Linked DNA regions of Homo sapiens: region 2 is linked to region 1. Evidence: read pairs that join two places in POLR2A ChIA-PET (ENCODE). Cell type or tissue: Panc1. All regions are shown on one strand. Links, peaks and the distances in the headings refer to the core of each region. The heading gives the core; the rest is flanking DNA. Region 1 overlaps MUSK (muscle associated receptor tyrosine kinase). Region 2 has its middle 26 kb from the start of OR2K2.

Region 1 (2,919 bases), core at 274-2,773:
CTCACACCATATATAACATGTGAGGGAATATAATGTAATTAGTAAAGTTGGTAGTGTAATTTCACTGGTAAATATAAGGTTAGTTTTTCTAAAAAGAATCAGAAAGTAGAATTTACTGTCATGTTAAAAGAAAAATCTATGATGATTTAGTGAGTTTTTTTAAAATGCAAGAAATGACATAGTTGGAACAATAATTTTGCTTTATGGATTTAAATGTTTCTTTCCTTCAAGATAGTTTTGTTTTGTTATTCCTTGATGACTGCTTCTGATTTGATCTGATCTTCCCTTGAACTACATCAATGATCTCTTTGGGTCTAAAGGATCACTTTGAATCGTCATTCTTTTTCCTTTTTATCTTTTCTCTCACCAATTTTCTGTCTTGATTCTTTTCCTCTGAACACTACGGGAGTTTATACACTCATTCATCCATATGTAAATGCATTCACTAAATCAATAGTGACTGTTAGGTATCCAGAACACTGTGGTGAACATGAGAAGTCTTTGCTTGTCATGAGACACAAGTGAATAAATGGAGAAATAAAACAAAATATAAGAAGCATTATAGGAGTAGTAAGAACACGATGCTTGTGAGTCTCGTTCAGGGCTGGCACTAACTCAGGTTTAGACATACTGAGAAGGTTTTCTAGAGTGAGTAACTGTAAGTTAAACATAAATGGTGAGTAGCCAGTAACCAGTTGAAGGTTATGATGATCTGAGTCTTTGTGTCTTTCCCCCACATTCATGTGTTGAAATGAATAAGGGTAGAGTCCTGATAAATGGAATTAATGCCCTTATAAAAGAGGTCCAAGAAAGCTCCCTCGCCCGTTCTGCCATGTGAGGACACAGGGAGAAGACAGCTATGTCTATGAGGAATGGGTCCTCACCAGATACCAAATCTGCTGGCACCTTGATCTTGGACTTCTTGGACTCCAGAACTGTGAGAAATAAATTTCTGTGTATAAGCCACCCAGTCTGTGGCATTTTGTTATAGCAACCTGAACAGACTAAGGAAAAGGTGTGGGCTGGGAGCAGTAGCTCACGCCTGTAATCCCAGCACTTTGGGAGGCTAAGGCGGGTGAATCACGAGGTCAGGAGATCGAGACCATCCTGGCTAACACGGTGAATCCCCATCTCTACTAAAAATACAAAAAATTAGCTGGGCATGGTGGTGGGCGCCTGTAGTCCCAGCTACTCGGGAGGCTGAGGCAAGAGGATGGCGTGAACCCGGGAGGCGGAGCTTGCAGTGAACCAAGATTGTGCCACTGCACTCCAGCCTGGGCGACAGAGTGAGACTCCGTCTCAAACAAAACAAAACAAAACAAAACAAAACAAAACAAAAAAACACACACAAACGTGTGTGTGGGATGGGGGAATTAAGAGAGTAGAATGGAGTCAGGGTAGAGAGATAGTATTCTATAAAGAAGTAATAGCATATACCAAGATCTGAACTAAGCAGATGTGATGCCTTTCTAAAAGTGCACCTAGAAGTTTCATTGTTGGAGTTGGGGAGTATCTATAGGTAAAGCTGCAGATATCAGGTTTAGTGATAAAAGTCCTTGTATACCAATTTAAGTAATTTGGACTATGCCCTGCAGCAAATGGAGGGTCTTATAGGAGTGTTTTACGAGGTGGAATAGCATGATCAACTTTTTGCATTAGAAAGGTCTGTCTACCATCCTGATTTCAATGGGATAAAGATTCCCATCATAGCTTATCTCAAGCTCCCAACATGAAGCCCTATCATGGAGTTGGAAAGAGATGTTCAATAGCACATGATTAAACAATTTTTATCATACAGATATCACGGATAAAGGGAAAAATCAAAAAGTTTCTGCCTAGATAGAAAGAATAAATTACTTACAGGAAAAAAATAAATTCACACCAGACTACCTGCTTCCAACACTAGAAGCTAGAAAAGAGTGAAATCACATCTATAAACCACCCAAAGAAATGTCACTCAGGAGTTCCATACCCAGTTAATACACTTTTCAACTACCCAAATAAAAGAAAACAATTTGATAACACACAAGGCTTCAGGGATTCTGTCTCCCAAGACACTTTCCCTTCTAAGGAAATACATGAGGAGACTCTTAATAACAATTGAATCAGAAAATAACTTCAGGATACATGTGAAGGGGCTGTGATGGGTGGAGTCTTGGCTAATTCGCTAGGTAAGACTCAATATTGAGAATCACTCTGCAAAGAGAAACCTAAGAGTACCAGGGGAGGTAAGGAAGAAGATCCAAGCAGTCTGAGGATCTCCTGGAGATTCTGAAAGTCCCATGGGGTGGGCAGAAATGAAGAATAAATAGAGCACTGCGATGTGTAGAAAGAATTGGTGTCTGACTTTCACTTAGCAGTGGAGAAAACATAACCAGTAACAAGTAAAGAAAAAGAAAAAGAAGAAGCAAAAACGTAAAGCGAATAGAAAATATACAGTTAAGATAGTAGGGATAAAATAGAGTATATCAGTTGTGATATAAAATATGAACAGGCTAAATCCTCCTATTAATAGAAAATGGCTATCTGATTGGAGTAAACCCAGGTATATGTTGTTTATAAGAAAAGAAAAATAAAAGAGGAACAAAGAGGTGCTAGGTTAACATAAATACAAGGAAAAAATTACCATTATTAATACTAGAAATTTAAAGCTAAAAGCACTAAAACAAGACAAGAGTGACATTTTACATTGGTAAAGAGCTTCATATAAAAAGAAAAGTGTCTTGGATCACTATGCCTCATAGAACATAGTAACTAAACATGTAAAGTACAAATTATTATAAATGCTAGAAGAATGTAATAAAAATAATTATGAATTGGATTGGTCTAGTAGAAAATTTATTAGAAAATCAAGGAAATCAGTAAACCCATATGTGTATAGAAGGGCTATTAATGTCATGAAATTATTAGACAGCTAGC
Region 2 (2,919 bases), core at 243-2,742, 580 kb before region 1:
TGAAAAAGATAAAGGACAGTGAGAAAACAGGTAATAGGAACATCTGTGTTTGTTTGGGTATTCTTGAAAAGAGTACTCTTAAGACCAATGTTGGGTATTAGTGGTTAGATGTATAATTCTTTTACGCTACTTTTGATTCCAGAACAGTCTTCAAATACAATATCTTTTCTGAACATCAGTATTTTTGAGTATTTATTTTATTTTAGCACTGTAAAGATGCCCCAGTGTTTCTTGGCCTTCAGGGTTTCCATTATGATTTCTGAGGTTCTCAGAGCAAATTGTTGCTCTCTAGATGTGGTGTGTAGTTTTTTTCTGTCTGCTTTCATGATTTTTCCTATTTTTGGATTTCAGCACTTTGACTATGATGTACCTAGGTGTGCTTTTCTTCATATTTATCCTCAAGTTTTGCTTCGATTTTTGAATTTCTAAATGTGTGAATTTTACTGAATTGTGAATTTTGTTTTGTTTTGGCCATTTACCCACATGTTTTTTTCCCTGTGCCATCCTCTCTCCTCTCTTTCTAGAACTCTAGTTAAACATATGTTAGATCTTTTGATATTGTTCCACAGGTCTTAGTCATTTTTTAAAAATTCGCTTTAAATTTATTGACTCTACCATGTCTATTCTGATATTAAAGCCCATCTAGTGAGTCTTTATTTCAGATATTTTAATTTTCCATTCTAAGGTTTCCATTTGTTCTTTTTAAAATTTTCAATTTCTAATCTTTCTCACATTTTAAAAAACATCATGAAGCATAATTATAGTTGCTTTTGAGTTCTTATTTGATACTTACACATCTGGATCATCTTGGCTTTGGTCTTTTTTGATTGCCTCCCCCAGGCCTCCAACATCATTTCCTGGTTCTTTGTATATCCGGTATTTTGGGACTGTAACCCAACATTCTTAGACATTGTGCATGTTATGTCGTGGAGACTCTGGACTGTTCCTCCAAAGAGCTGCTTTTCAATTTGAGCAGGCAGTGAACATGGTTAAACTCAAACTGCCAACTATCTCCCCTTTGGTAGGTGGCTCAGATCTCAGTTCAGCTCTTTTTTTTTTTTTTTTTTTTTTGGCTGAGCTTTTTGCAGTCTGCCGTGAACGTAAGTGATTCAGAGATTAGTCACAGACTTGGGCAGAGTTACACACAGAAACTTGGGTTCTTCTTCTCTGCTGTTTTATATCCAGGATTTTCCCCTTACTTTGTAGTGGGCTCTGCCTGCCTCAGGCTGGAGAGAGGGTGATTTTCAGTGGGAGCTTCCACCGTTCTGTGCCACGCTGACTGTGCTTTACCCTAAGGACAAAGCCACAAAGCCCCAAAACTCACCCCCTGCCGGCCCCTTCCATGTTTTGGCTCTCCGCCGAAATCTACCCGACTCCGACTCTAGAGCCTTAAGAAAATTGTTTGGGTTTTTTTTGTTTTGTTTTGTTTTGAATGCAGTGTTTATAGTTTCTATATGCAAGGCAGTCTTCTGGGAAGTTACTCCACCATACTGGACATAGAGTTTGAGAATATTTGTTGTTTTTAAAAAGCTATACAAAGCTAAACGTACCCTTACCATTGGATTGTGCTCATTGGTATTTATGCAGGCAAATTGAAAACTTGTGTCGATGCAAAATCTGCACGTGGATATTTATAGCAGCTTTATCCATAATTGCCAAAAATTGGAAGCGACCAAGATGTCCTTCAGTAGGTGAATGGTAAAGTATAAAATAAACTGATATATCCAGAAAATGGAATATTATTCAGTGCTAAAAAGAGCTATCAAGCCATTAAAAACATGGAGAAAACATACGTTTATATTAGTGAAAGAAGTCAATCTGAAAAGGTTACATCCTGTATGGTTCCAACTATATGACATTCTGGAAAAGGCAAAGCTGTGGAGACCGTAAAAAGATCTGTGATTGACAGGAGTTGGGGGAAGGGAAGGGTGAATAAATAGAGCAGAGAGGATTTCTAAGGCAGTGAAAATACTCCGTATAATACTACGGTTGTGAATATATGTCGTCGTACATTTGCCCAAACCTATAGAATGTACACCACCAGGAGTGAGCCCGAAGGCGAACTATGAACTTCAGGTGATAACTGTATGTCAATGTAAGTTCATCAGTTGCAACCAACTTACCACTATGGTACAAGATGTTGACAGTGGGCAAGGTTGTGCATGTGTGAGGGTAGGGGGCATATGAGAACTCTGTACCTTCCTCTCAATCTTGCTTTGAACCTGAAACTTCTCTAAAAAGTAATGCCTGTTTGAATTATGTTTTAGATAAATCTTAAAAAAACAAGGTTTTTTTTTTTTGAGGCAGAGTCTCGCTCTGTTGCCCAGGCTGGAGTGCAGTGGTGCCATCTCAGCTCATTGCAACCTACGCCTCCTGGGTTCAAGCGATTCTTCTGCCTCAGCCTCCCGAGTAGCTGGGATTACAGGTGCCCATCACCACATCCAGCTAATTTTTTGTATTTTTAGTAGAGATGGGGTTTCACCATGTTGGCCAGGCTGATCTCGAACTCCTGACCTCAGGTGATCCACCCGTCTCGGCCTCCCTAAGTGTTGGGATTAAGGCCTGAACCACTTTTTTTTGTTTGTTTGTTTGTTTTGTTTTTGAGACAGGGTCGCACTCTGTTGCCCAGGTTGGAGTAAAGTGGCATGATCATGGCTCACTGCAGTCTCAAACTCCTGGGCTCAATTGATTCTCCTGCTTCAGCCTCCTAAGTAGCTGGGACTACAGGCGCACACCACTGTGCCCAGCTAATTCTTGTATTTTTTGTAGACATGGGGTTTCACCATGTTCATTGCCCAGGCTGGTCTCGAACTCCTGAGCTCAAGTGACACACCTGCCTTGGCCTCCCAAAGTGTTGGATTACAGGCATGAGCCACTGCACCTGGAATACATTTGAGTTTTAAGTGAAGAGGAGAATAT

Evidence for each region. Peaks named below come from ENCODE experiments on the same cell type or tissue, not always from the same donor. Only the 100,000 strongest peaks of a DNase experiment are listed, where the experiment ranks them.
Region 2: POLR2A ChIA-PET joins it to region 1 with 6 read pairs; 1 of 35 experiments calls an interaction of 5 or more read pairs at or near these places.

The regions. Positions count from the first base shown.
Region 1 is chr9:110,779,677-110,782,595 of GRCh38, reverse strand. All of the region lies in intron 11 of MUSK (muscle associated receptor tyrosine kinase), which reads right to left. The region is part of intron 2 of LOC107987115 (a long non-coding RNA gene); the gene reads left to right. Among named protein-coding and RNA genes, the nearest start is that of MUSK, 110 kb to the right of the region's middle. RefSeq lists an enhancer at 1-210. In Panc1, for the core only: no CTCF peak of the experiment used is centred there; no DNase peak of the experiment used is centred there; H3K27ac peaks cover 217 bases.
Region 2 is chr9:111,355,036-111,357,954 of GRCh38, reverse strand. No RefSeq gene overlaps it. Among named protein-coding and RNA genes, the nearest start is that of OR2K2, 26 kb to the right of the region's middle. In Panc1, for the core only: no CTCF peak of the experiment used is centred there; a DNase peak (open chromatin) is centred at 1,184; H3K4me3 peaks cover 663 bases; H3K27ac peaks cover 967 bases.